Regions from separate parts of the Homo sapiens genome. Here all the other regions are linked to region 1. Evidence: chromatin loops called from intact Hi-C (ENCODE). Cell type or tissue: PC-9. All regions are shown on one strand.

Evidence for each region. A loop is a pair of places that touch in the nucleus more often than their neighbours do. Peaks named below come from ENCODE experiments on the same cell type or tissue, not always from the same donor. Only the 100,000 strongest peaks of a DNase experiment are listed, where the experiment ranks them.
Region 2: a loop joins it to region 1, with 13 times the contacts of the local background. A loop is called at or near these places in 71 of 110 quality-filtered maps.
Region 3: it touches region 1 in a loop (27-fold over the local background); 4 of 110 quality-filtered maps call a loop at or near these places.
Region 4: it touches region 1 in a loop (2.4-fold over the local background); 16 of 110 quality-filtered maps call a loop at or near these places.
Region 5: a loop joins it to region 1, with 37 times the contacts of the local background. A loop is called at or near these places in 65 of 110 quality-filtered maps.
Region 6: a loop joins it to region 1, with 17 times the contacts of the local background. A loop is called at or near these places in 105 of 110 quality-filtered maps.

What each region holds. Positions count from the first base shown.
Region 1 is chr16:10,734,240-10,739,239 of GRCh38, forward strand. No RefSeq gene overlaps it. Among named protein-coding and RNA genes, the nearest start is that of NUBP1, 7.1 kb to the right of the region's middle. RefSeq lists an enhancer at 3,469-3,518. In PC-9, a CTCF peak has its summit at 3,015 (motif pointing left); DNase peaks (open chromatin) are centred at 3,042, 4,232 and 4,722; H3K27ac peaks cover 1,123 bases.
Region 2 is chr16:10,915,969-10,920,968 of GRCh38, forward strand. CIITA (class II major histocompatibility complex transactivator) reads left to right here. Exons shown (of 20, transcript NM_000246.4): 15 at 399-491; 16 at 2,472-2,558. Among named protein-coding and RNA genes, the nearest start is that of DEXI, 24 kb to the right of the region's middle. In PC-9, a CTCF peak has its summit at 2,985 (motif pointing left); a DNase peak (open chromatin) is centred at 2,963.
Region 3 is chr16:9,157,637-9,162,636 of GRCh38, forward strand. No RefSeq gene overlaps it. Among named protein-coding and RNA genes, the nearest start is that of HAPSTR1, 68 kb to the left of the region's middle. In PC-9, CTCF peaks have their summits at 2,683 (motif pointing right) and 2,883; a DNase peak (open chromatin) is centred at 2,624.
Region 4 is chr16:10,670,409-10,675,408 of GRCh38, forward strand. All of the region lies in intron 5 of TEKT5 (tektin 5), which reads right to left. Among named protein-coding and RNA genes, the nearest start is that of TEKT5, 22 kb to the right of the region's middle. In PC-9, no CTCF peak of the experiment used is centred here; no DNase peak of the experiment used is centred here.
Region 5 is chr16:10,254,198-10,259,197 of GRCh38, forward strand. No RefSeq gene overlaps it. Among named protein-coding and RNA genes, the nearest start is that of GRIN2A, 74 kb to the left of the region's middle. In PC-9, CTCF peaks have their summits at 2,786 (motif pointing right) and 2,988; no DNase peak of the experiment used is centred here; H3K27me3 peaks cover 1,133 bases.
Region 6 is chr16:10,511,956-10,516,955 of GRCh38, forward strand. LINC01290 (long intergenic non-protein coding RNA 1290) reads right to left here. Exons shown (of 2, transcript NR_149081.1): 2 at 2,887-3,277. Among named protein-coding and RNA genes, the nearest start is that of LINC01290, 14 kb to the right of the region's middle. In PC-9, CTCF peaks have their summits at 2,817 (motif pointing right) and 3,016; a DNase peak (open chromatin) is centred at 2,916; H3K27ac peaks cover 550 bases.

The DNA.
Region 1 (5,000 bases):
TGTGTATATACATATGCGTATATATGTATGTGTATATATGTGTATATATGAATGTGTATATATATGTGTATATGTGTGTATAGATAGATAGACAGAGAGAGAGAGAGTCCAGAAATGGTCCATTGATTTTTCAATGAAGGTACAAAGTTAATTTTGTGGAGAAAGGCTAGACTTTTCAACCAATGATGTTGGAACAATTGGATATCCAAACAGAAAAAAATGAATTTCAACCCATATTTCACACTACATACCACAATTACCTACAAAAATTTACTCCAAATGGATCAGAGACCTCAATGTAAAGTCTAAAACTATAATATGTCTAGAAGGAAAAACAGGAGAAAATCTTTGTGGCATTGCATTCGGTTAACTCTTTCTTAGATATAATATCAAAAATACAATACATAAAAGAAAAAAATGAACAAATAAAACCTCATCAAAATTAAGAATGGCTCTTCAAAAGACACTTTTAAGAGAATAAAAGGACAAGCTACAGTCTAGGAAAAAACATTTGCCAAACACATTATTGATAAAGGACTTCCAGCTGGGCACAGTGGCTCATGTCTGTAACCCCAGCACTTTGGGAGGCCGAGGCAGGCAGATCACCTGAGGTCAGGAGTTCGAGACCAGCCTGGCCAGCACAGTGAAACCCCATCTCTACTAAAAATACAAACACTAGCCAGGCGTGGTGGCATGCATTTGTGGTCCCAGCTGCTTGGAAGGGCGAGGCAGTCGAGTTGCTTGAACCCAGGAGGCGGAGATTGCAGTGAGCCGAGATCATGCCATTGCACTCCAGCCTGGGCAACAGAGTGAGACTCTGTCTCAAAAAAAAAAAAAAAAAAAAAGACTTCCATCCAGAATATATACATAATATCAAAATTCAATAATAAAACAAATTACCAAATTTTATAAAGTGGACTTGAAGATTTGAATGAACACTCTCAACAAAAAATATGTAATGTCAAGTGAGCACATGAAAAGATGTTCAGGCCGGGCCTGGTGGCTCACAACTGTAACCCAGCACTTTGGGAGGCCGAGGTGGGCAGATCACTTGAGGTCAGGAGTTTGAGACCAGCCTTGCCAACACAGTGAAACCCCATCTCTACTAAAAAACAAAAATTAGCCCGGTGTGGTGGCACATGCCTGTAATCCCAGCTACTCGGGAGGCTGACACATGAGAATCACTTGAACCTGGGGGGCAGAGTTTGCAGTGAGCAGAGATTGGGCCACTGCACTCCAGCCTGGGACAGAGTGAGACTCTGTCTCAAAATAAATAAATAAATAAATAAATAAATAGGAAAAGATGTTTAACACAGTCATTAAAATAATGCAGATTAAAACTACAATAATACAGCAGTATGCATCTATTGAAATATTTAAAATCCAAGGTTGTCTGTAACCTATGCATCTATTGAAATATTTAAAATCCAAGGTTGTCTGTACCCACTGCTGGCAAGAATATGGAGCAGTTAAAAGTCTCATATCCTGCAGGTGAATATGCATAATCACTATGGAAAACAGTTTCGTAGTTTCTTTTTTTTTTTTTTTTTTTGAGACAGAGTCTCGCTCCATTGCCCAGGCTGGAGTGCAGTGGTGCGATCTCGGCTCACTGCAAGCTCAGCCTCCTGGGTTCAAGCGATTCTCCCACCTCAGCCTCCCGAGTAGCTGGGACTACAGGCCACCATGCCCGGCTCATTTTTTGTATTTTTAGTAGATATGGGGGTTTCACTGAGTTAGCCAGGATGGTCTCGATCTCCTGACCTCGTGATCCACCCGCCTTGGCCTCCAAAGTGCTGGGATTACAAGCATGAGCCACCGTGCCGGCCTCGTAGTTGCTTAAAAGTTAAATGCACATCTACCATTCCACTCCTAGGTATTTAAGCAAGAGAAATGAAGATACACGTCACTATGAAGACCTGCACAAAAATGCTCACGGCAGCTTTATTTGTAACACCCCAAAACTGGAAACAGCCAAATGTCCATTAACAGATAAACTAGTATAATCATACAATGGAATACCACATAGCAACCAGAGGAAACGAGCTTCATACACGCAACAATGTGGATGAAACGAAAATAAATATGCTGAGTGAAAGAAGCTGAATTAAAAAGCGTGCATGCTGTATGATTACATTTATATAAAATTCTAGAAAATCCAAACTAATCTACAGTGAAAGAAAACAGGTCAGTGATTGCTAAAGAACAAGAGCGGACCACAAGGAAACCTTTGGGTACATACATATGTCAAAACTTGGCAATTGTATACTTACAATATGTGCAGTTTGTTGTATATCAGGTATACCTCAACAAAGCAGCTTAAGAAATAAACCGGCCGGGAGTGGTGGCTCACGGCTGTAATCCCAGCACTTTGGGAGGCCAAGGCGGATGGATCACCTGATGTCAGGAATTCGAGACCAGCCTGGCCAACACGGCGAAACTCCGTCTCTACTAAAAATACAAAAATTAGCCGGGCGTGGTGCCAGGCACCTGTAATCCCAGCTACTCAGGAGGCTGAGGAAGGAGAATCGCTTGAACCTGGGAGGCGGAGGTTGCAGCGAGCCGAGATTGTGCCACTGCACTCCAGCCTGGGAGACAAAGCGAAACTCTGTCTCATTAAAAAAAGAAATAAACTGATAATTACTAACACCTATATAGGGCTTGAAAGTGCCAGACACTCTAAAAAACTGTTTTACTCATTAACTTGTTTAATCTTCCCAACAATAATTCCTTGAATATTATTGTTGACATTTTTCAGAGACGGAAACTGAGACAGGGAGCCTGAATGCGAACACCTGGCATTCAAGGATCCACGTCCTTTCCAGTTTCTCTCTATATAATGCATCTGAGCCTTGTTTTTCGACTCAATTATGTGTTGAACACCTGGTGTGTATATAGCCCCTTGTTATATTTGCCGGATCCCAGGGAAGAAGCAGAAAATTTTCTACACCTAAACTTAATTTTGTTTCCATTGCCTGAGTACCTTGATCATAGGTGGGGGGAGAGCTCCACCTGCTGGTATAACTAAGGAACCGCAGGCACTTCCTGTGTTTTCTAAGGGTGCTCGCTGACCTTGTTTGAATATTTAAAGTGCCCCTGTCTGGCTGAAATTTTTAGCCGCTGTAACCAGGTTTTAGTCTTGTTTCATCCACTAATCTTTTTTTTTTTTTTGGTAAGGCAGATTCTCGCTGTGTTGCCCAGGCTGGAGGGCAGTGGTGAGATCGCCTGCCAGGCTCAAGCGATTTTCCTGCCTTGCAGCCTTCCGAGTAGCTGGAACTACAGGCGCACACCACCACATCCGGCTAATTTTTATATTTTTAGTAGATACAGGGTTTCACCATGTTTGCCAGGCCGGTCTCAAACTCATGACCTCAGGTGATCCACCCACCTCGGCCTCCCAAAGCGCTGAGATTACAGGCATGAGGCACCACGCCTGCCCAGTTTCCCCCATTTTTAACATCTTGCATTAGTGTGGTACATTTGTCACAGTTGATGAACCAATATTGACACATTATTATTAAATAAAGCCCATGGTTTATATTAGGCCTCACTCTTGGTGTCGTACGTTCTATGGGATTTGACGAATGCATAATGACATGCATCCACCATTACATAGTCACACAGAGCAGCTTCCCTGCCCTAAAAGTTCCCTGGGCTCCCGTTTACCCCTTATCCCCTCCCACCCGCTGAACTCCTAGCAACCCTGATCTTCGGACTCTATAGTTTTACTAATTTATTTTTAAAATTATTTTGAAGTCTATTTAAATCCTTGGCACTTACTTAGCTTTGTAAATTTAACTTTCATTTTTAGTCATTATTCACCATCTTCAGTCAGAGGAACTGAAATAAAAAAATTTAAATTTAAATTTAAAATCTAGTCTTTCAAAATCACAGAACTAAGTAAGTGTAAAGGAAAATTACACAAAATTTCAAATGCTAATTTTTGTTAAGTTTATGGCATTCATACTTCGGAAGTTGTTAGAATGGAAAACCGTGCTCAGACTTCTGGAACGCAGTGTGTTCAGTTCCGCAGGCCAGGAATGGCCTCCATGGGGAGATGCTGCTGAGACTTGGCCTGTCACAGAGGACTGGGCCACAGCCAGATAGGCGAGAGACAGGCAGTGGCCTTTCCTGGCAGAAGGGCCTGTGTGAGTGACAGCAATGAACTAGGGTGCCAGGCAAAGGCCAGCTGTTTAGTGAATAGACTCGATATTCTCAGTGACACTCAGGCTGGAAGGGTCAAAATGAGTCATGCAGGCTACTGAACACCATATGAAAACTGGGCCTTATCCTGTGGGCCATAGGGAGCCACTGACGGTTTATGAGCAGCAGAGTGACTTGGTCTGATTTTCATGGGGAAAGAATGTTAAGACTGAGAAACAATTCAGGGAACTGTGGGAAACATCACTGTGATCCTGGATATCTGGTTTTCCTCCACTTCCAGTCATATAAAACTGTACTTCCTATACTTTTTTAGGCATGACCATGTGACTTTTTTTTTTTTTTGCGACAGAGTTTTGCTCTTGTTGCCCAGGCTGGAGTGCAGTGGTGTGATTTCGGGTCACTGCAACCTCTGCCTCCCAGGTTCAAGCAATTCTCTTGCCTCAGCCTCCCAAGTAGCTGGGATTACAGGCATGCGCCTCTGTACCTGGCTAATTTTTGGTATTTTTAGTAGAGACGGAGTTTCACACTATTAGTCATGCTGGTCTTGAACTCCTGACCTCTAGTGATCCAACCGCCTCGGCCTCCCAAAGTGCTGGGTTACAGGCATGAGTCATCACGCCCAACCTTTTTTTTTTTTTTCTGAGACAGAGTCTCATTCTGTCACTCAGGCTGGAGTGCAGTGGCACAATCTTGGCTCACTGCAACCTCTGCCTCCCGGGTTCATGCAATTCTCCTGCCTCAGCCTCCTGAGTAGCTGGGATTATAGGCGCACACCACCACACCCAGCTAATTTTTTGTGTATTTTTAGTAGAGACAGGGTTTCGCTATGTTGGCCAGAC
Region 2 (5,000 bases), 180 kb after region 1:
AAAAAGTTGTAGATCCTTTCGTGACCTTTGAAACTCCTTTCCTCACAACCTCATTTGCTGCTCTCAGCAATTCAGCTGGGGAGGGATTGGGGAGCATAGTCCTACTTTACAGTGGAGGTTAAGGAAGTTGCCAAGCCTCAGGGGCTTAGTTCCTAAGAAGCTAAACAGGGATTCAAGTCCATCATGAGTTAGACTTTGCCCTCTGGCTGCCTGGTTGGAGCCCCCAGGTGATGAAGTCCTCGTCTGAAAAGCTCAGGAATGTGCCGGCTGCCTATGGTGTATTAGAGCTGGGGGGTGGGAAGGGCAGGTGCCAGGGCTGAGGAGGCCCTCACTGGGATGGGAAGGGTCAGATGGCCCCAGGACGCTAGCTGATGGCCCCCATCTGATTCCACCTGCAGCCTGGATGCGCTGAGTGAGAACAAGATCGGGGACGAGGGTGTCTCGCAGCTCTCAGCCACCTTCCCCCAGCTGAAGTCCTTGGAAACCCTCAAGTGAGTGAGCTGGGCCTGCCCTTCCTGCTGAATCGGGCCCCCAAAGTCCGGCTGACTTTTTCAAAATTAATTTAAATTTGTTTTTTTAGACAAGGGCTCGCTGTGTCACCCAGGCTAGAATATAGTGCTATGATCATACCTCTGCAGCCTTGAACTCCTGGCCTCAAGGAATCTCCTCACCTCCGCTTCCCAAAGTGCTGGGATTATAGGTGTGACTTACCATGCCCAGCCCCAGTGGATTCATCCATTCACTCATTCACCTATTCAATCAGCCATTCATCCTTCCATTCAATGATTCATCCATTCACTTATGCAGTCATTTCTTTACTCCCTCATCCAACCGCTCACTCAATCATTTCTTTACTTACCCAACCATTTATTAATTTAATCAACAAATATTTAAGGAGGACCTACTATGTGCAGGCACCTTTCTAGGCCCTGGAGACCCAGCTTTAAACAAAACAAATAAATCCCCTGACCTCAGGAATCTTAAATTCTAGTGAGGAGACACAATGAACAAGTAAACAAGTCGGTAATTATAAAGTATACAGTAATGAAAATAATGTTTGGTGACAGAAAATTATACTGGGGGGTGAAATAGGAGAGATAGATTAGGATTTATCAATAAAGCATTATTATCAAAACAGTAAAACTTTTTAAAAACTGTTCTGGGCTCTGGGAAGTTGGAGATGGATAAGATACAGGAGGATCAATGTGATTTTTTTTCTTTTTTTCAGACAAGGTCTCGCTCTGTCACCCAGGGTGGAGTGCAGTGGTGTAATCATGGCTCACTGCAGCCTCAATCTCCTAGGCTCAAGCAATCCTCCCATCTCAACCTTCTGAGTAGCTGGGACAGGTGCATGCCACCACGTCCCGCTAATTTTTGTATTTTTTTGTAGAGACGTGGTTTCACCACGTTGCCCAGGCTGGTCTTGAACTTCTGAGCTCAAGCCATCCTCCTGCCTCTGCCTCCCAAAGTACTGGGATTACAGGCATGAGTCACTGTGCCTGGTTCAATGGGATTTTTTTTTTTTTTTTTTGACACGGAGTCTCGCTCTGTAGCCCAGGCTGGAGTGCAGTGGTACGATCTATTTATTGCAAACTTCACCTCCTGGGTTCAAGCAATTCTCACACCTCAGCCTCCCAAGTAGCTGGAATTACAGGCATGCACCACTACACCCAACTAATTTTTGTATTTTTAGTAGAGACGGGGTTTCACCAGGTTGGCCAGGCTGGTCTTGAACTCCTGACCTCAAGTGATCCGCCCACCTCAGCCTCCCAAAGTGCTGGGATTACCGGCATGAGCCACCACGCCCAGTTCAACATGATTTTTTACTGAACCTAGAGGATATCAAAATCTTCCCACACTCCCCCTCACAACCAAGGTCTTAGGATGGCCAAATAATTTACCGGAATTTACTTAGCAATTTCCTTAATTGTAGGACTGTGGGACTTCTCCAGTAATTTCTAGTGTCCTAGGTAACACTGTAAGCTAGATTTCTTCTCCTTAGTCCTTCCGTCCCCCTCTTTCTTACCCGCCACCCCACTTAAGTATTTATTGAGCACCTACTATGTGCCTGGCAGTGCTCTAGGCACAGGGATACAGTAATGAGCAAAACAGACACAGCCCTGCTCCATGTGAAGCCCACAACCCGGCAGAAAGGATTACACAGCCATTAAACAAATAATGCCAACACTTATTTCATTATAGTGCTGAAAAGTGGCGCAGAGGGAAAAGAGGGGATGTTGTAAAGTCATGGGACAGGTGGGGGCAGGAGGGTGCACTCTCCCTCCCATCCACCTCCTCATCCCTGCCCTCCCACTTGGCCACAGGACCTAACAGTATCCTCCTATTTACCGAGAGGTAGCTTAAGTCTGTCGACAGCGCCATTCACAGCCTATGACCCAGAACTCTCCTTGAGGTCAAAGTGAGGCATGCAAGTTTGGTCCTGAGCCCTCCCCCTCACTGTGTCCCCGCAGTCTGTCCCAGAACAACATCACTGACCTGGGTGCCTACAAACTCGCCGAGGCCCTGCCTTCGCTCGCTGCATCCCTGCTCAGGCTAAGGTGAGTGGGGCCCCGGATACCGGTCAGGTGCTGAGCTGGGGGGCTGCAGAGCGCAGGGAACCCACATCGTGCTGGCTGCAGGGGACACTGAGACCCTAGAAGCAATCACCACAGCCCTGAACAAAAGGATTAGCGGGACGTGGTGAAAGAAACTCTGAGCAAGTCAGTTATTCATTCCTAGCCGCTGTTTTCTTACCTGGAAAATGGGAACCATCCTAATGGTCTATGTAAGCACTTGTCACAATGCCAGGTTCTGTTATGCAATAAATATTGCTCCTTTTCCCCCAGGGATGGCGGGACCAGGCTTTTTCCGGAACCTAGGGGTGGTGGCTTCTGGAAGGCTAACCACGTACGTCAGCTTTTGCCGGCCTTGTCACTTACATGCCGGTCAGTGTTTCACTGCCACCTTCTGGTAGGCCTTGGCATAGCACCTCTTGCTTTTGAGTGACTTCCATCCAGGCCCTGGTGTGGTCCCAGAGGTAATGAGCGGACTGAGCTTGGACCAGAGCCCCAGTCATCCAACTCAGCATTACCAGCTCTTCTTACTCGCCAGACTGAGAGAAACTGCTCTCCTCTTCGCCAGAGCTCTTCACTTACTGAGGACAACCAGAGTCAGATTCCCAGGAAAGATGGCATTTGGTCCCTTATTATTTATTTATTTTTAATTTTTTTAATTTCTGTTTTTGAGATGGAGTCTCGCTCTGTCACCCAGGCTGGAGTGAAGTGGTGTGATCTCAGCTCACTGCAACTTCTGCCCCCCCCCAGGTTCAAGCTATTCGCCTGCCTCAGTGCTCCGAGTAGCTGGGATTATAGGCGCCCACCACCACGTCCAGCTAGTTTTTATATTTTTAGTAGAGACAGGGTTTCGCCATGTTGGCCAGGCTGGTCTCAAACTCCTGATCTCAGGTGATCCACCTGCCTCGGCCTCCCAAAGTGAGTACTAGGATTACAGGCGTGAGCCACCATGCCCGGCCAACTTATTTATTTATTTATTTATTTATTTATTTGGAGATGGGGTCTCACCCAGGTTGTAGTGCAGGGGTGCAATGATGGCTCACTACAGCCTCGACTACCTGGACTGAAGCGAACCTCCCACCTCAGCCTTCCAAGTAGCTGGGTCCTATACCCTCCTGAGCCTTGTTAATTTCTTCCCAGCATGATCACTGTTTTACAATATTTTATTTATGTAGGTGCTTACTTCTTGCTATGCAAAGAAACTCAGAAGCAAAAATAGAATCTGTCTGGTTCATAATTGTGCTAAAAACTAGAGATACAAGTATGAACTAGACAGATGTCGTTCTTGCTTTTGAGTTTCTTTGCGTAGTAGGAATTAGGCACATACATAAATAAAATATTGTAAAACAGTGATTCATGCTGGGAAGGAAACTAACAAGCCCCAGGAGGGTACAGGACTTCTGGGGAGATGATTCTTCCGTGGGAAGCTCTAGGGGAAAAGGACTCTAGGAAGAAAGAACAGCAGGTGCAAAGGCCCTAAGTGGGAAAAGGGGCTGTGTTTTAAGGGTCAGAAGGGCCACTGTGGCTGTGTGTAGTGAATGAGGGACAGAGGCTGGGCAATGGTGGAAGTAGGGGAGGTCAGGGGAATCCAGATCACACAGGGAGGCCCTTGTGGGTCACAAGAGGTATTTGCAGTTTTTCAGTGTGAATGGAAAAGTAGGTGGGCCTGGGAAGGCGACACTTGATCTGATTTACACTTTTCTTTTTTCTTTTCTTTTCTTTTTGAGACCAAGTCTCACTTTATTGCCCAGGCTAAGGTGCAGTGGCATGATCTCAGCTCACTGCAAGCACTGCCTCCTGGGTTCAAGTGATTCTCATGCCTCAGCCTCCCAAGTAGCTGGGATTACAGATGCCCGCCACCACACCAGGCTATTTTTGTGTTTTCAGTAGAGACAGGGCTTCGCCATGTGGCCCAGACTGGTCTTGAAATCCTGGGCCCAAGCGATCCACCCACCTCAGCCTTCCAAAGTGCTGGGATTACGGGTGTGAGCCACCATGCCCAGCCTGATTTACCCTTTAAGAAACATCATATTTCATGGAATCTAAGATGCCATCCATTGTAAGACCCCAATATGAGGCCAAAATGCAAACTGTGACACGCTATTGGTTATAAGACACATCCTGATCTCAATGATATTCAAATGGTGACATATATGTCTTGGCATCGATGAAATATGGTCAGATTACTCTCCCTGTGGGGTGGAGGAAGGGTCTCCAGGGTTCAGAGATTGCAAAACCCCCATCTAGTTTCTGCACTGGTACCGGCCGACCCGTGATGTGAGTTGATTTAGCCTGAATCCACTTGGCAGCAGTGTAAACCTGCTGCATTTATTTATTTTTTTCTTTTTTTTTCGAGACAGAGTTTCGCTCTTGTTGCCAAGGCTGGAGTGCAGTCTCAGTTCACTGCAACTCCGCCTCCCGAGTTCA
Region 3 (5,000 bases), 1.6 Mb before region 1:
ACAGTCTAGGATACAATACGGGATTTGCAGTCAGACACCGGAGCTCAAGTCTGTCCTCCCTCATTCACTAGCTGAGCGCCCTGGGCAAGTCACCTGACCTCCATTAGCCACAGGTGAATCATCTGTAAAATGGAAACATACTAAGATTTTGAGCAGGGAGGCAGCTTCGGGTAATCGAATAAACATGAGTTTTGGAGTCAGACAGACTTGAGTTTGACCTCAACCCTGCTGCCTCTTGGCTCTGTGGCCTTGACCTTCCATCTTCTCACCTGTAACTTGTGGGTAATAAGGGCACCTGGAAGGTTGCCTTGGGGATTAGCAAGGTCATGTGTGCAAAGCACCTTGCATAGAAATTGTCTTATAGTTGCTCAACTAAAGCCAGTTCTTTAGTATTTTTTCTTTCTTTCCTTTTTTCTTTGTTTGAGATGGACTTTCGCTCTTTCACCCAGGCTGGAGTGAAGTGGCGCAAGCTCGGCTCACTGCAACCTCTGCCCCCTGGGTTCAAGCGATTCTCCTGCCTCAGCCTCCCAAGTAGCTGGGATTATAGGTGCCTGCCACCACACCCGGCTTATTTTTTTGTATTTTTAGTAGAGATGGGATTTTGTCATGTTGGCCAGGCTGGCCTCGGACTCCTGACCTCAGGTGATCCACCCCGCTCCGCCTCCCAAAGTGCTAGGATTACAAGCTTGAGCCACCACTCCTGGTCTCTTAGTTTCTCTTCTTTTCCCCTCCCCTCCCCTCCCCTTCCCTCCCCTCCCCTTCCCTTCACTTCCCTCCCCTCCCCTTCCCTTCCCTTCCCTTCCCTTCCCTTCCCTGTCCTGCCCCGCCCCTCCCCTCCCTTCCCTTTCTTTCTTGTCTTGCTCTCTCACCCAGGCTGGAGTACAGTGGTGCTATCACAGCTCAGTGCAGCCTTGACCTCTCAGGCTTAAGTGGTCCTCCTACCGCAGCTTCTGGAGTAGCTGGGACCACAGTTATGTGCCACCGTGCCTGGCTAATTTTTGTATTGTTGCTAGAGACAGGATTTCAGATTTCACCATGTTGCCCCAGCTGGTCTCGAACTCCTGAGCTCAAGTGATCTTCCAGCCTCAGCCTCCCAAAGTACAAGGATTCCAGGCATGGTGCCCAGCCTCTTTTTTTTTTTTTTTTTTTTTTTTGTAAGAGACAGGGTCTCGCTCTGTTGCCCAGGCTGGAGTGGTGCAATCATAGCTTACTGCAGCCTCGAACTCCTGGGCTCAATCAATCCTCCTGCCTCAGTCTCTCAAGTAGCTGAGACTACAGGTTTATGCCACCATGCCTGGCTAATTAAAAGAAACAATTCTTTTTTTGTAGAGGCAGGGTCTCACTTTGTTGTCCAGGCTGATCTCAAACTGCTGGGCTCAAGCAATTCTCCTGCCTCAGCCTCCCGAGTAGCTGGGACCACAGGCATGCACCACCACCCACAGCCCAGTTGTCTATTTTTTTATTTTTTATTTTTTATTTCAGATAGAGTTTCGCTCTTGTTGCCCAGGCTGGAGTGCAATGGTGCGATCTCGTCTTACAGCAACCTCCGTCTTCCTGGTTCAAGCGATTCTCCTGCCTCAGCCTACTGAGTAGCTGGGATTACAGGCCGGCTCCACCATGCCTGGCTAATTTGGTATTTTTAGTAGAGATGGGGTTTCTCCATGTTGGTCAGGCTGGTCTTGAACTCCCGACCTCGGCCTCCCAAAGTGTTGGGATTACTGGTGTGAGCCACCATACCTGACCCATACATAAAGTTTTATTGGAATACAGCCACATTCATCATTGACATATCATCTACAGCTGCTTTCTAGATACAAGAGCAGAGTTGAGTCATTTGGACAGAGACTGCATGGCGCACGAAATGAAAAATATTCACTCTCCTTTTACAGAAGTATGCTGATCCCTGGTCTACCAGAAGAAAAAGGAGACTTCAGAGACAACTGGAGGCCGGGCACTGTGGCTCACGCCTGTAATTCCAGCACTTTGGGAGGCCAAGGTGGGAGGATCCTTTGAGGCTAGGAGTTTGAGACCAGCCTGGGCAACAGAATGAGATCCTGTCTCTACAAAAAAGTAAAAACAAAAACGCACTTTATATATGGACATCGAGAGTTGAATTTTGTATACTTTTCACGTGTTACAGAATATTATTCTTTTTTGGGGGGGGAGACAAGATCTCACTCTGTGGCCCAGGCTGGAGTACCAGTGGCACCATCATAGCAGCCTCCACCTCCCATGCTCAAGCAAACTTCCCTCCTTGGCCTCCCTAGTAGTTGTGTCTACAGTTGAGTGCCATCACTCCTGGCTAATTTTTTCATTTTTTGTGGAGGTGGGGTCTTGCTATGTTGCCCAGGCTGGTCTTGAACTCCTGGACTCATACACAGCCAGACTCCTTGCAGCACCCAGGGAACATTTGGTGAACGACCGGGATACTGAAGGTCTCTCTCTCAGAAATACAATTGTGGGAATTAGTGGAGAATATGAATGTGAATGGGCAGGCATAGTGCAGATACTGAAGGTAGTTTTGGAAAGGCTGGCTCATCTTCCAGGGGAACTTGAATCTTTCAAGAGGAGGCGGGGAGACTACGAGTCAGAGAGACCGGAGACTTTGAAGTTCCTGCATTCCCAGCTGCGTTCACTTCTCAGCCATTACCAATTCAGCCAGCAGGGGGCAGCAGGGGATCGCCGTCCTCGGGGAGTCTCAGGACCCAGGTAGCCTCGCCTGCTGCCGCCCAGACAGGAGACAGGAGATGCTGGGAGATGGCCCAGATGACCTCCGAGTGTCTTTGCTGCTGCTTAAATCCCTGTTCGTTTTTGCAGAGGAAGGTAGGGGGATGAGCCGCCTGGAGTCAGCCGGGGGCTCATATTCCCAGAAAGGGAGTGGCTTCCTTTCTCTCAGGAGATGGAAGAAAATGAAAACTCAGCCAGTGCTGCAGGTAGCTGTCACCCTGGCGTTTCAGTGTGTTCTATTTATCCTTCTTTTTGGTTAGTACGTATGTGTTTATAGAGGGATTCATGGGGGCGGGGGCAAGCCAGGGCATTCTTTAATTCAACGCAGACTCATTAAGCACATTGGCAAATACCAGGCAGAAAGAAAATGGTCACGTGGGCCGGGAGCGGTGGCTCACACCTGTAATCCTAGCACTTAGGGAGGCCGAGGCAGGTGGATCACCTGAGATCAGGAGTTCGAGACCAGCCTGGCCAACATGGCGAAACCCCATTTCTACTAAAATGACAGAAATTAGCCGAGCGTGGTGGTGCACGCCTGTGATCCCTGCTACTTGGGAGGCTGAGGCAGAAGAATCGCTTGAACCCAGGAAGTGGAGGTTGCAGTGAGCCGAGATCATGCCACTGCACTCCAGCCTGGGCAACAGAGTGAGACTCCGTCTCAAAAAAAAAAAAAAAAAAAAAAGAAAATTGTCACATGGATCTAGGCTAGGACACTGAGAACCCACAAATGACACCCTCTTAGCCTTTAAAACCTCAAAGGAAGCCGAGAGGCGAGGCTGCCTGACTGCCTCTACGGCTGCCTACGTGGTCTTGGGTGGTGATAAACGTGGTCAGCTCCATGATGCTTAGTGTCCCTCTCTGCAAAACGGGGATGAAAGAAAAGATAACGGACAGGTCCACGTGAGGGTGGTGTTTCTAAAGCACGGTCCCCAGACCACCAACATCAGCGTCTTAGAAAGGCACACTGTGGGGTTGGGGGGCAAGCAACTGGCCCCTAACAAGCCCTCCAGTTGGGTCTCATGGATTATTATTAATATTTTTTGAGACAGGATCTTGCTTTGTTGCCTAGGCTGAAGTCCAGTGGCACAATGACAGCTCATGCAACCTCGACCTCCTGGGCTCAAGCCATCCTCCCGCCTCAGCCTCCTGAGTAGCTGGGACTGCAGGTGTGCACCACCACGCCTGCCTAATTTTTAATTTTTTTTTTTTTTTTTTACAGATGGGGTCTTCCTATGTTGCACAGGCTGGTCTTGAACTCCTGGGCTCAAGTGATCCTCCCAGCTCAGCCTCCCAAAGTGCTGGGATTACAGGCGTGAGCATCCGTGCCTGGCGAGGCTGATGCATTCTTAAGGGCAGGAACCACTGGTATCCTGTAGCTGTTTTCAGCATTGGTTGCACATTGGAGTCAACTGGCTTTTTAAAATCCCTAATGTGTGTGTGGCTGAGGGGCCACCCTAGACCAATTCCATCAGACTAATTACATGCTTTAGGGTTGGGACCATAATTTGTGTGTGTGTGTGTGTTTTGTTTTTGTTTTTGTTTTTTGAGACAAGGCCTCACTTTGTTGCCCAGGCTGCAGTGCAGTGGTGGCATCATAGCTCACTGTAGCCTCGAACTCCTGGGCTCCAGTGATCCTTCTGCCTCAACCTCCCCAGTAGCTGGCGTGTGCCACTGCACCCTGCTAATTTTTAAATTTTTTGTAGAGACAGGGTCTCACTTTGCTGCCAAGGCTGGTCTTGAACTTCTGGCCTCAAGTGACCCTCCCTTCTCAGCCTCCCAAAGTGATGGGATTACAGGCATGAGCCACTGTGCCTGGCCCGTATGTTATTTATTTGTTTTTGAGACAGAGTCTCACTCTGTCGCCCAGGCTGGAGTGCAGTGGCACAATCTTGGCTCACTGCAACCTCCACCTCCCGGGTTCAAGATTCTCCTGCCTCAGGCTCCAGAGTAGCTGGGACTACAGGCATGCCCCACCACGCCTGGGAAATTTTTATATTTTTATTAGAGACAGGGTTTCACCATGTTGGCCAGGCTGATTTCGAACTCCTGACCTCAGGTGATCCACCCGCCTCAGCCTCCCAAAGTGCTGGTATTACAGGCATGAGCCACCATGCCCAGCTTGTTATTTTTAAAGTTCAATATAGTCATGATGATTCCAATATAGCCAAGGTCAAGGCCCAATGATATCATGGAAAATGATTTTGGGCTCAGCCAGACCCTTAGTTCAAATCCCAGCTTTGACACTTACTGGTTGTTTGACCCTGGGCAAGGCA
Region 4 (5,000 bases), 64 kb before region 1:
CTCAGGAGGCTGAGGCAGGAGAATCACTTGAACCTGGAAGGCAGAGGTTGCAGTAAGCCAAGATCTCGTCACTGCACTCCAGCCTGCACGATAGAGTGAGACTCCACCTCAAAAAAAGAAGAGAGCATTTCAAATCCTCTAGCCAAAGTAAACTGTTGAAAAGTGAAATGGTTGCTATACATTTATCTTCATTGCATCAAATTCCTTTATTATTTTAGAATAACACCATGTGAAATTCACCAACCAGAAGACAAATCCTTGCTCAGGAAAATGTCAATAGCGTAGGGTTGGAGTTTGGTGCATTTCAGATGGGTGCTAACTTATTTGCAGAACAGCTGGTGATTAAATTATGACTATTAATAAAAATCCATGAGGTTGCAAAAACCCTCCAGTCTGTAGTGATGAGGTTGTTAGTAATAATTCAAAACTTCCCTGGAGGAATTTTTATTTTTATTTATTTATTTATTTATGTATTTATTTATTTATTTCAACTTATTTTAATTTTAATTTTTTAGAGACAATGTCTTGCTCTGTCACCCAGGCTGGAGTGCAGTGCCACGATCATAGCTCACTGCAGCATCAAACTCCGGGGCTCAAGGGATCCTCACTAGAGGAATTTGGAAAGCGAAAAGGTTTTGCTCTCCCCACCTCCATTCAAAAGATCCTTTCTCTCTCCATCAGTAATTATATTAATACTTACAGTTACCTTTTTACTGAGTGTTTATCATTTGTCAAGCACTGTTTTAAGAGCTCCAGAGATTACCTCATTAATACAGTAATGTTACCATGTAGAAATTCTTATCCCTGTTTCACAGGTGAGAAACCAGGTACCAATAGCCAACTAAAAGAGCCTTTCCAAGTCATCCCCAGACCACAAACTTCAGGCAATGAAACATGACAATGAACTACATTTGATCCACCGTATGAGATGCCTCATTAAAAGAAGATGCACAAGAGCCAAAAGATGGACGCCACCAAGTCTCCATAAATGGATGAATGGATAAAGAAAACGTGGTATAGACAGACAATGGAATATTACTCTGACTTGAAAAAGAAGGAAATTCTGACACATGCTACAACATGGATGAGCCTTGAAGACATTATGCCAAGTGAAATTAACCAGTCACAGGAGGACAACTACTGTATGATTCCACTTATATGAAGTCCATAGAGTAGTCAAATTATCAAAGACAGAAAGCAGAATGGTAGTTACTTGTATTTGTCTGTTCTAATGCTGCTGCTAATAAAGACATACCCAAGACTGGGATATTTATAGAGAAAAAGAGATTTAATGGACTCACAGTTCCACATGACTAGGAAGGCCTTACAATCATGGTGGAAGGCAGAGGAGGAGCAAACGCACGTCTAACATGGCAGCAGGCAAAAGAGAATGTGCAGGGGAACTCCCTTTTATAGAACCACCAGGTCTCAAGAGACTTATTCACTATCACGAGAAAAGCACGGGAAAAACCTGCCCCCATGGTTCAATTACCTCCCACTGAGTCCCTCCCACTGACACATGTGGTTTATGGGAGCTATAATTCAAGATGAGATCTGGGTGGAAACACAGCCAAATGATATTACCATGGATATGGGGGGAGATGGAAAAGGGGAGGGAGTGTTTAATGGGTGCAGAGTTTCAGACTGGGAAGATGGAAAAGTTCTGGAGATGGATTGTGGTGATGGATGCACAATGTATGAATGTACTTAATGCCACAGAACTGTACACTTAAGAGTGGTTAAAATGCTAAGTTTTATGTTATGTGTATTTTACCATAATAAAAATGGGTCTTTGCATGAAAAAAAGAAAAAGGGACATTTAAGGCATTCATTCATGCATGCTTCATTCTTTAAAAAAAAACCTCAGTACAAAACTCAACATTGCAGGCTGGGCATGGTGGCTCACACATGTAATTCCAGCACTTTGGGAGGCAGAGGCAGGTGGATCACTTGAGCCCAGGGAACTTGGGCCCGGAAGTTCAAGACCAGCCTGGGCAATATGGCAAAACGCCGTCTCTACAAAAAATACAAAAATTAGCTGGGGCGTGATGGCGGGGGGTGTCTGTAATCCCAGCTACTCAGGAGGCTGAGGCAGGAGAATCACTTGAACCAGGGAGGCAGAGGTTGCAGTGAGCCGAGATTGCGCCACTGCACTCCAGACTGGGTTACAGAGCGAGACTGTCTCAAAAAAACCACCTCAACATTGTAGATTCCTTCCATTCATTGCAGAAAGATGTAAGGAGTACCAGGCAGTTATTAAGCAGTAGGGGGACAAGGTTAAATCAGGAGCAGTGCTCTGAAAACATATAGGCAAGTAAATCAACTAGTACATTAAGATCACAGCCACTAGCACAAACATGGTGCCTACTATGTGCCCGCACTCCTTCAGGTGTTATGCCTGCATTAACTCAATCCTCACGGCAGTTATTTTTTGTTTTTGTTTTTTTTTGTTTTTTTTTTTTGAGACAAGATCTTGCTCTGTTGTCCAGGTTGGATGGAGTGCAGTGGTGCAATCACAGCTCACTGCAGCCTCCACCTCCCAGGCTCAAGTGATCCTCCTTGCCTCAGCCTCCTGTGACAGTAATTCCTATCCTCATTCTACAAACAAGGAGACTGAGGCTCAGAGAAGTTAAGAAAGTTGTCCAAGTTTATAGAGGATTCATCATAACCATGCAGTCTGGCTCAGGGTCAGTGCTTCTAGCCAAAAGATATGAGATGGAAGGAGCAATGAAAACACAGTCTCAGAACGCAGTGGCCACCCAGAGATGGTGAGTGCAAATAAACCGTGGAGTTTAGGAAGGATTCCTGGAGGAAGCGACTTTTGAGCTAAGTTCCAGAGCAGGGGTTGTCAAAACTACAACCTGTGGACCAAATCCAGCCCACTGCCTAGTTTTGTGAAGTTTTATTGGAACACAGCCACACTCATTTTTGTACAGATTGTCCACGGCTGCTTTTGCAGTATAGAGGCAGAAACCGTATTGCCTGCAAAGCTGAAAACAGTTATCATCTAGCCTTTGACAGGAAAAGTTTGCCAACCCTGTCCTAGAGGATTAGTAGGAAAATAGTTCATGAAAGATAAAGGGAAGGTGCACAGGCCAACTCGATGCCAACTTTGCCTTCTCCAGGTATCTCACCCTTTTCTGGTCCTTCTTCCACTTGATGTCACCACCACAGCACAGGCAGCCTTCCCCACTCCCTGGGCCTCTTCTGGAGCCTCCTAACCACTGCACCCATTCTATTTTTTTTTTTTTTTTTTTTTTGAGACAGATTCTCACTCTGTCTCCCACGCTGGAGTGCAGTGGTGAGATCTCGGCTCATTGCAACCTCTGCCTCTTGGGTTCAAATGATTCTCCCGCCTCAGCCTCCCGAGTAGCTGGAATTACAGGTGCATGCCACTATGCCCAGCTGATTTTTTGTATTTTTAGTAGAGATGGAGTTTCACTATCTTGGCCAGGCTGGTCTCGAACTCCTGACCTCAAGTAATCCTCCTGCCTCTGCCTTCCAAAGTGCTGGGATTACAGCCGTGAACCACCACGCCCGGCCGCTGCATCCATTCTTAACCTCTGCGTCCCTTCTGCCACGCAGGCAGAAAAGAAATCAACAAAAGGACAAGCTTGGATCCAAACACTGTCCTGCTTAAAATCTTCAAAGGCTCCCCATTGCTCTTAGGTAGGAATCCAAACCCTTCACCAGGCCTACCCAGACCCACCTGCCCCTTCCTCCAGCTTCATCCCGGACGCTTCCTTTGCCCTTGCTGCTCTCTCCGGAATCCTCTTCCCACCAACTTTTGGCCGCTCAACTCCCTGTTGATCTGTTCTCGGTGGCAACGTCCCCTGCTTCTCTGCTCCACCCAGTGTGGGTCCCATGAGAATATCTGGCTCACCCACCCTTGCTCCCTCCCTATAAAAATGTTGCAATGATTTCATGGAAACTCCTGTTTCGAGGCCAGTCATGGTGGCTCACGCCTGTAATCCTAACACTTTGGGAGGCTGAGGTGGGAGGACTGCTTGAGCCCAGGAGTTTGAGACCAGCCTAAGCAACATAGCGAAACCCTGTCTCTACAAAAAACTAAAAAACCTAGCCAGGTGTGGTGGCACGCACACGTAGTCTCAGCTACTTGGGTCGCTTGAGCCCAGGAGTTCAAGGCTGCAGTGAGCCGTGATTGTGCCACTGTGCTCCAGCCTGGGCAACAGAGCAAGATCATCTCAGAAAAAAAAAAAAAAAAAAAAAAAACAGAGAGAGAAGAAAAGAAAAATAAACTTTATTTATTTATTTTATTGTCTCTTTTGGAGTACCAGATCAACGGGTGGCAGATGTAGGTGGGCTGAAACTACCACTGTAATTTCCATCAAACCCTGCCTGCAGCCCACTAATCCCCCCAAAGATAGAGACACAATAAGAAAGGGCACAGTTCTTATTTTTTTTTTTTTTCTTGATACGGGGTCTCGCTGTCACCCAGGTTGGAGTGCAGTGGTGTGATCTTGGCTCACTGCAACCTCTGCCTCCCAAGTTCAAGCGAGTTCTCCCACCTCAACCTCCCCAAGTAGCTGGGATTACAGGCAAGCACCACCACACCTGGCTAATTTTTTCTATTTTTAGTAGAGCCAGGGTTTCACCATGTTGGCCAGGCTGGTCTCAAATTCCTGGCCTCAAATGATCTGCCCGCCTCAGCCTCCCAAAGTGCTGGGATTACAGGTGTGAGCCACTGTGCTTGGCCTTAAAAAGGGGTACTGTTCTGCAAACACAAATTCAAGGCTAGTTCCCTCTGACTTGACTATCATCCAAGTTCTTTCTGTGTATAAATTTCACAGCCACCACTGTTCCTCCAGGAGAATGTCAAGTCCCCAGAGGCCAGCGCCCATGTTTATACGGCTCCTCATTTTATTCCTAGTGCCTAGCGCAGCATCTGGCACCCAGTGGGAATCTAAATTTGCATTGAGCAGGGACTATAAATTCCATCCAAAGAGGACTCCAAGAGCCAACCCAGAGGTGTGAAAAAG
Region 5 (5,000 bases), 480 kb before region 1:
ATCCTTGTCACCAGGCCAGTGGACCCACCCCCAACTGCTGTAGGTATCAGCTACTTAGGGCTCATACCTGAAACCTTCTCTAAAGGATTAACTACCTGGCTTCTCTGACTTTCCTTTCACTGAGAGCAGCCCCTCAAAAAATCACTGGCACAACAGTTGCCATCTCAGACTGCCTCTAGGGAACGGAACTTAAGATACATTTTTTTTCTTTATCTTGGTTTCTTTCAGAGCAATTATTATTATTATTATTATTATTATTGTTTTAAGACAGGGTCTTGCCAGGTGTGGTGGCTCACTCCTGTAATCCCAGCTCACTCCTGTAATCCCAGCACTTTGGGAGGTCAAAGTAGGAGGATCACTTGAAGTCAGGAGTTTGAGACCAGACTGGCCAACATGGTGAAACCCCATCTGTACTAAAAATACAAAAATTAGCCAGGCATGATGGCAGGTGCCTGTGATCCCAGCTACTCGGAAGGCTAGGGCAGGAGAATCTCTCAAACCCAGGAGGCAGAGGTTGCAGTGAGCCAAGATCGTGCCACTGCACTGCAGCCTAGGTGACAGACTGAGACTCTGTCTCAAAAAAGAAATAGGATCTCGCTATGTCACCCAGGCTCGAGTGCAGTGGCACAATCATGGCTCACTGCAGCCTCGAACCCCTGGGCTCAAGGGATTTTCCCACCTCAGGAGACTCATGACTACAGGTGCATGACACCACACCTGGCTAACATTTTATTTTATTTATTTATTTTTGACACAGAGTCTCGCTTACCCAGGCTGGAGTGCAGTGGCACAATCTCGGCTCACTGCAACCTCTGCCTCCTGGATTCAAGCAATCCTCCCACCTTAGCCTGCAGACACAGACCACCATGCCTGGCTTTTTTTTTTTTTTTTTTTTTGAGACGGAGTCTCGCTCTGTCACCCAGGCTAGAGTACAGCAATGCAATCTCAGCTCACTGCAACCTCCGCCTCCCGGGTTCAAGCAATTCTCCTGCCTCAGCCTCCCAAGTAGCTGGGACTACAGGCGCACGCCGCCAAGCCCGGCTAATTTTTTGTATTTTAGTAGAGGTGGGGTTTCACCATGTTGCCCAGGTTGGTCTTGAACTCCTGAGCTCAGGCAATCCGCCTGCCTCACCCTCCCAAAGTGCTAGGATTACAGGCATGAGCCACCACGCCCGGCCAATATTTTTTATTGTTAGCGAGGTCTATGTTGCCCAGGCTGGTCTCAAACTCCTGGCCTCAAGTAATCCTCCCACCTCCGCCTTCCAAAGTGCTGGGATTACAGGTGTGAGCCACTGCGCCCAGCCATTATTAATTTTGGAAAATATTTGGTACATTTCTTTCCTCTCTCTCCCTCACTACAGGGGAAGTTCCATGAGGGCAAGAATCACACCCGTTTAATCCATCACTTCACCCGCACACTTGGCGTGGGGGCCTGCACGTAGGAGATGCCGGAAGAGCTATTTCTTGAACTCAGGAAATGAGGCATCGTGTGTTTCCAGGGATTCCTCTCTAGTTTCCCCTCTTTTGACCTTCCTCTCAGTCCACTCTTAGATGATCCTCTTAGGATCTCAAACTCAGTGGGTCCCAGTGTTGATCCATCATCTACCCTCAGGAGAGGAGCTCTCCCCTGCCTTTTCTACCTCTGGCAGTAGCACCAGCCTTCTGGTGCCAAGGCTAGAACTCTGAGTGCCATGTCTGACTCATTCATCACAGCCATCCCCATAGCTAATCAGTGCCTGGACCTGTCTAAGACGTGTTGACATTGTCCCCTTCTCTCCTCTCCCCGAAGCTCCATGCTCACAGCCTTCAAGCCAGCCCAAGCCCCGGTTTCCTCATTCCCAAGTTGCTACAAGAACTCTTAGTAGGAACTCCCCACATCTAGCCCTCACCTCTCCTGCACCCATCTTGCACCAACCTGCTGGACTAACACTGCCAACACTCACCAGGAATCACCTCCCTCCCTCTGGTAAAAACCCTAAGAAGCCCACAGAGCCATGTCCCGTTGTCTTGCCTAACCTGGCATTCAAAGCCTCCAGTGATAAATCCTCGAGCCACCTCTTCCAACCTTGTCATTAATACTACAAAAGGTCAGGGAACACTTCTTTTAGGAGGTGACATTTCAGCCAGATCTGAACAAGGAAGAGCAACAATACAGAGCTGTTTTCAGATGTTAGGGTACTTCAGAACCCCCTGGGAATGTAAAAATATACGCAAATGCCTGTAGTGATGGAGATCGTTTGCTTGCTTGTTTCTTTCTTTGTTTTTAGCAATCCCTCCAGGACATTTTGTAGTCAGGCTTAGAAGCCACAGGTGGAGGGACAGACACACAGATGGACGAACAAAGAGACATAAATTAGTAAGTTATAACCTAACCATAAATCCCAGGCCTGAAAGCACAAAAGACCCTGCCATTCACTTTTTCTGGGAGAATCAGAAAGATGTCCAGGAGGAGAGGGTCTTTAAGCATCGTCTGAAGGGGTGAGCAGGGTTTGCAAAGCAGAAGAAAAATGGTCCTCATTAACATAGTGGAGAGTTTAAAAAAAAAAAGTGTACCCAGTGCAAAAGCTGGGAAAAAAAAAAAAGAATGGAGAAACTCACAGGCAGAGAGGGCAGCTCCTGTGAGAGGTCCCGGGCTGCGGCCAGTAGGTGACCACCAACGGGAGGCAGTGACTATATCAGGATGCCGAGGGGCCCCAGGGAGATGCGGCTGAGGTTGGAGTTGGGGCAGGTGAAGGGGAAGGACTTTGTGGGGTATCTGAGGAAGATGGAGTTTCTCCTGAGGCCACCAGGAGGCGCCAGACGTCAAGCGGGGCGGGGGGCGGGGACGGGCTCGGTAACTTTCCTCTGCTGAAAACAGCCCTGAGCAGGGTTAGCAAGGATTAGCCGTGGCAATAAAGGGCTTATAAGGAAATTAAAAGGTCTAATGAGGGCCATAAGGATGATTTATACCCTTTCTGTAGCATGCCTCTTCCTTGTACTAGAATTCATGTATGCCTTTGTCCTGTCTCCCTAATGAATTGTGGGGTACTCATAGAACTAAAACCCGTGTAATGATTAGCTGAAGCAGGGTTTCTCAACCTTGGAACTGTTGACATTTGGGGCTGGTAATTCTGTGTTGTGGGAGGTTGTTCTGTGCATGTTAGGGTGTTTAGCAGCGTCCTTGGTTTCTACTCACAAGATGCCAATGCACCTCCATCTCAACTAGTGACAAGCAAAAATGTCTCCTGACATTGCCAGCTGACCCGTGGGAGCAAAATCACCCTCAGTGGCAAACCATTGGGTTAAAGGGGTTCTGCAGGCTCTAGCAGGATCCAAATCTGGGCTCTGCCACTTCCCAAGTAGGTGATCTTGGGCAGACTACGTCACTCCTCTATGCCTCCATTTTCTCATGTATCAAGAAGGGATTTTTAAAAAGTATTGACATCAGCATCAGTGTAAGAATGAAACACAGTGATCCAGCCAGGCACAGTGATGCACGCCTGTAATCCCAGCCCTTTGGGAGGCTGAGGCAGGAGGACTGTGTGAGCCCAGGAGTTTTAGACCAGCCTGAGCTACATAGCAAGACCCTATCTCTACAGAAAACAACAACAAAAAAAATTAGCCAAGTGTGGTGGTGCACCTGTAATCCCAGCTACACAGGAGACTGAGGCGGGAGGATCGCCTGAGCCAGGAGCTCAAGGTTACAGTGAGCTATGATCATTCACTGCACTCTAGCCCGGGCAACAGAGGAAGCCCTTGTCTCTAAAAATAGAAATAATAAATTAATAAATAATAAAAATAAATACAAGGCTGGGCCCGGTGGCTCATGCCTGTAATCCCAGCACTTTGAGAGGCTGAGGCGGGAGGATCACCTGAGGTCAGGAGTTTGAGACCAGCCTGGCCAACGTGTTGAAACCCTGTCTCTACTAAAAATTTAAAAATTAGCTGGGCATGGTGGCGGGTCCCTGTAATCCTAGCTACTCAGGAGGCTGAGGCACAAGAATTGCTTGAACCCAGGAGATGGATGTTGCAGTGAGCCGAAATCGTGCTACTACAGTCCAGCCTGGGTGACAGAGCAAGATTCCATCTCAAAATATAAAAATAAATAATAAATACAATGACAAATGCGAAGGCCACAAGGTAAACACTCAATGAACACCAGGCCTCTGAGGACACAAGGGATAGTAATGGTTATGGTAACCTCAGTGTTAGCAACTACAGCCTAACTCAAGAATTCCCCGAAGATGTGTTCCAAGGAATAATGAACTCAAAAAGTAGTTTTATTTAAAAAGGTTTTCAGGCCAGAAAATGCAGGACACCCAATTCCTTTTTGAGCAAATTAGGTATACTCAGTTAATTAAGACTCCAAGAAGGCCTGCAGTCATCATTACTCGATTTGAAGCTCTGGGAAATGAGGAGTGAAGTCTAACTCACTACAGTATCCCCCTTCCTAGCATAATGCTGAGGAACACTCAATAAGAACGTGATAAATTGTGGGCAGAGGATTACCCAGGTGCCGAGGCAAGAGACTGAAGGCACAAACTGTTTCAGTATAATGAAGAAAATAGTTACAATTAGAATAGTTATAATAGAAATTAGATATAGAGATGATCATGGACATTATCAATCATTAGTATAACCATTATTAATCATTAGCCTTTAATATTACTGTTTGTTTAATTACTGATATAACAAAGGAATAACCAGCGGGGATAGGGTCAGGTGCTGAAGAGACATTGTGAGAAGTGACCAAGAAGGCAAGAGGTGAGCCCTCTGTCACGCCTGCATAAGGGCCGCTTGAGGGCTCCTTGGTCAAGCGGTAATGCCAGTGCCTGGGAAAGCACCCGTGACTTAGCAGACCATGAAAGGGAGTCTCGCTTTACTTGGAGGACTCAGGGAACACTCTGCTCCACCACCTTCTTGTGGGAGGTTGGATATTATCCAGGCCTGCCCACAGTCATCTGGAGGCCTAAACCCCTCCCTGTGGTGCTGTGCTTCAGTGGTCATGCTCCCTGTCCACT
Region 6 (5,000 bases), 220 kb before region 1:
CATGTAAAGATGTTTCTCTATACCAAGGCAGGGTGACTGGCACAGAGATGAGTTGGCATGACAAACATTACTAAACAACCCTTACCCACCACTTCCTAGTCATCTTTCCACAACTTACCAGCCCTAGGAACCCAAACTCTCCCTCCCTCCCTCTCTCTTTCTCAGATTCTCTGTCACCTAGGCTAGAGTGCAGTGACACAATCATGGCTCACTGCAGCCTCCAACTCTTGGGCTCAAGAGATCCCCCCACTTCAGCCTCCTGAGTATCTGCAACTACAGGCACACACCACCACTCCTGGGTAATTTTTTTTTAAAAATTGCTTTTTTTGATCATGCACAGTGGCTCATGCCTCTAATCCCAGCACTTTGGGAGGCCAAGGCAGGCAGATCACCTGAGGTCAGGAGTTCGAGACCAGCCTGGCCAACATGGTAAAACTCAGTCTCTACTAAAAATACAAAAAATTAGCCAGGCGTGGTGGCTTGTGCCTGTAGTTCCAGCTACTTGGGAGGCAGAGGCAGGAGAATTGCTTGAATCCAGAAGGCGGAGGTTGCAGTGAACCAAGATCATGCCATTGCACTCCAGCCTGGGTGACAGGGTAAGACTCCATCTCAAAAAAAAAAAAAAGGAAAATGGTATATAAGCCCCCAAGTCTAACCACTGCTTTGCATTTTTGCTCCTTTTATGTGAAGCCCCATGCATGTAAAAATATTAAAATTTGTATGTCTTTCCTCCTGTTCATCTACCTGTTGTCAGTTTAACTTACAGACTCCAGTCACAGAATCTAACAGGATAAATGAAGTTTTTCCTCTCCTGCAATTGAACTACGAGTGGTGGGACTGTGTCGGGGGAAGAACCCTCTCTACTGGAATCCAAACATCCAAACACACAGGCAAAGTCTAAAAAGACAGTAACCACAGGAGTTATGACAGATTTGCTACTTAGATAGTGGGAAAGGACAAAAATTAATTAAAATACAAATACTGGTCAACAAGCAAGGCCCTTTCATATAAACAATGAAATAACCATCCATTCTATACCAGGATACAATATTTTTCTGAAGTCTCTTTGAAAGAAACAATTTCCCATAATTTTGATACTAGGGTATGTGGGTGGTTTGTGGGGTGGGCAACCATTTGTCAATGCCATTAAGTTATTTATTTATTTTTTTCAGATGGAGTCTCACTCTGTCGCCCAGGCTGGAATGCAGTGGCACGATCTTGGCTCACTGCAACCGCCACCTCCCAGGTTCGAGCGATTCTCATGCCTCAGGCTCCTGAGTAGCTGGGACTACAGGCACATGCCACCATGCCTGGCTAATTTTTGTACTTTTTCAGTAGAGACAGGGTTTTACCATGTTGGCCAGGCTAGTGTCGAACTCCTGACCTCAAGTGATCCATCCACTTCAGCTTCCCAAAGTGCTGGTTTTACAGGCATGAGCCACCGCACTTGAATGAAGTAAACTTCTTTAAAGATGACAGTAAGTTTGATCTATATACTGATATCAAGGAACATATCAACAGATGCTGTGATCACTGGGGCAAGGACACACCTGGACATTCTTTTTTCTTACTCTGATGGAGGTAAATGCTGTCTGATCTATGAAAACAATCTTTCTACACCCAAGATTAAATAAAACTGTTTCTAACCCAGTTATGATTCTCTGGATTTGTGGGAACAGAATATCATAAATGCCATTGAAGAAGCTGGGATTGACTGGATTTAGCCAAGACAACACAAAAGCCAGATGGTATTTGATTTTTGCAACACAGAGGTTTAACTATTCAGATTCAGGAAAGTATTGAGCTTCCACGGGGAATTCCTAATGAGCTGAATAATCTGCAGGATTGATGTTCCAGATGCCTCTGAAGGGAGGACATGGGTCAGCACAGGAGACTCCCTAATCACAGCCAATGATCAATTCAAACTCATCTGACCACTATCGCAACAACGCATGATGGTAATTCTTTAGGATCATGGGGCATTCTCTGGACTACCCACAAATTACCCTAATCATCAATCCGCAGCTTGAAATCATTTCCCACTGGGCTAATTCTACTTATCTACCCCTTATCTCCTTACGAAAAAAAAAAAAATGTCCCATGAGCCAGGGACACTCACCTACCACTTGCTTGCAAATTGGGACCCATGAGTAGCAAGCAGAGAGATATTTGGGATAGTTAAGTAGTAGGATTGGAGGTCTTCTTTCAGGCTACTGGGTTCTGTATAAATCTAATCTGGTACAGCTATGGGCAGGAGTTATTTCTTGCAGCAAGATAGAGGCCAAACTTGGGTAGGTTGATTGTAACCCAAGACACAGAAGAAATTATTAGCAGTTGAACTAAGAGGTTTACCATATGGTAAAGGTTTGGAACATGCCACTCAGGCAACCCAAAACTCTGTTTTCACCTATTTGTTAAATTTTCATTCATCAGGGAACTATCGACCAATATGCCAGACAGTGTACCAGGCACTATCATGAATAGCAAGACCAGACAGAATCCCTGCCTTCTTGCAGCTGACCTTGTAGTGGGGGACACAGGAGGTTAACAAGTGAAAAGTACACACACGAGATTTCCAGAGAGCAGTGTCATACAGTTCACAAGGACACGGGCAAGGAGACATGAACTTTTATCTGGCCAAACCAGGTTGCTTTCATTTATAAAGGCCTTAATTGGAAACAGAAAGGTACAGATCCCAGGTCAAGGGGAAGGAAATAAGACCCAACTGCTGCTGGGGCTGGAATGTTTGTGTGTTCAACCTAGATTCAACAACCCGAATTTCACCCCTAAAAGACCTGAACAAACAATTTGGATAAATGCCCACCAGGTGGCAGGAGTGCCTCTTCCCTTCATTTCTGCAATTGAAATTAAACATGCACCTTATCCTTTAAAAAAAAAAAAAACCGTTTTGTTTTCATAAGCTATTTTTATCCTTTTCAATGTTGAAACCAGTTGATTTCACAATACTACTAAATAACATACTTAAAATACAGTGCCAATGTAGCAAGTCTCTAAGCTAGTATCTAGGTAAAATATGGCCCTTACCTTCCAGGCCTCCACGTTGATCTCAGTTGCTTTTGATTCTTAACTTGATTCACCAATCTTACCTGGAATTGCCTTACAAGTCAGTCAGCTTCTTTAAACTCAGAGTCCAGAGCTCTTCCTTGGCTGTGTTCTTAATTCCAGAGCTTCAGTTCTGCTTAGAGCCCAACATCCTTGCTGGCGGATTTTCTCATCAAGCAAAATGTTCCCTACTCTTTTCCGTCGTGCGTTCATCCTTTTATAAAATTGGAATTGAATGACGTCAATTAAAATAAATTAGTTTAAGCTGAAAATCCAACACAAGTGAAAAGTGTTCAAATCTCAATGAAACCATAGAAGCCATGCAGTCTATGTAGTCAACGATAACAAAGCTTATCTGATGGACTAAGTTGAATGTGGCCAAATAAATCACATAGGAAACCTCAACTCTTTTCTGCTCCCTTTGAAAATATAAAACAGGACGAAGGTTTCCAGAGCATTGCAGCAGGATGCAGTCATGGAATAAGAGAGAAAATCTTCAGCCAGGTGTGGTGGCTCACACCTGTAATCCCAGCCTTTGAAAGGCGGAGGCGGGAGGATCACTTGAGGTCAGGAGTTTGAGACCAGCCTGGCCAACATGGTGAAACCCCGTCTCTCCTAAAAATACAAAAAAAAAATTAGCCGGGCGTGGTGATATGCACCTGTAGTCCCAGCTACTAGGGAGGCTGAGGCACAAGAATCGTTTGAACCCAGGAGGCAGAGGTTGCAGTGAGCCGAGGTTGTGCCACTGTACTCCAGCCTGGGTGACAGAGTGAGACTCCATCTCAAAAAAAAAAAAAAAAAGGAGAGAAAACCTTCAGAAAACTCAGAGTTGCTGAGAGCACCAGAACTTAATCAGGAGAGGGGCTGGGGGAAGCACATGGGGTAACCCCCAGAATCTTGCTCTGGGCTAGAGAAGGCTCAACACACAGCAAGGAGAATATCAGAGAAGAGGCTGAAGGGGAGACTTCATAGGAGACAGGCGCTGGAGGAATCAAGATCAACTGGGTTTCCATCCTTGTGGCATCCCACTGGGGAGCCCAGGAGAGGCTCCGAAAGAGGAAGTTGATTGGCCTGGCTTGGGTCATATGCTACAAGTCACTTTGATTGACCTCTACAAGACATTGCCCACAGGGAGGCAGAGAGAGCTCTCCAGAAAGAATTCGGGGTGTTGATGTAGTTTGTATATTTGTCCCCACCCAAATCTCACATTGAATTTTCCTCCCCAGTGTTGGAGGTAGGGCCTGGTTGGAGGTGATTGGATCATGGAGGTGGTTTCTCATGAATGGTTCAGTGCCATCCACTTGGTGCTGTCCTTGTGATAGTGAGTTCTTATGAGATCTGGTCATTTAAAACTGTGTGGTGTCTGGGCGTAGTGGCTCACGCCTGTAATCCCAGCACTTTGGGAGGCCGAGGGAGCAGATCACCTGAGGTCAGGAGTAGGAGACCAGCCTGGCCAACATGGTGAAACCCCGTCTCTACTAAAAATACAAAATTAGCTGGGGGTGTTGGCACCTGCCTGTAATCCCAGCTACTCAGGAGGCTGAGGCAGGAGAATCACTTGAACCTGGGAGGTGGAGGTTGCAGTGAGCCGAGATCACGCCATTGCACTCCAGCCTGGGCAAAAAGAGTGAAATTCTGTCTCAAAAATAAATAAATAAAATAAAAATGTGTGGCGCCCCCACCCTTGCTCCTGCCCTGGCCATGTGACATGCCTCCTTCCCCTTTGCCTTCCACCATGACTGTAAGCTTCCTGAGGCCTCCCCAGAAGCTGAGCACATGTCAGCATCATGCTTCCCATAAAGCCTGAAGAACCATGAGCCAATTAAACCTCCTTTTTTTTTTTTTTTTTTTTTTTTTGAGACAGAGTCTCTCTCTGTTGCCCAGGCTAGAGTGCAGTGGAGCAATGATGGCTCACTGCAACCTCCGCCTCCTGAGTT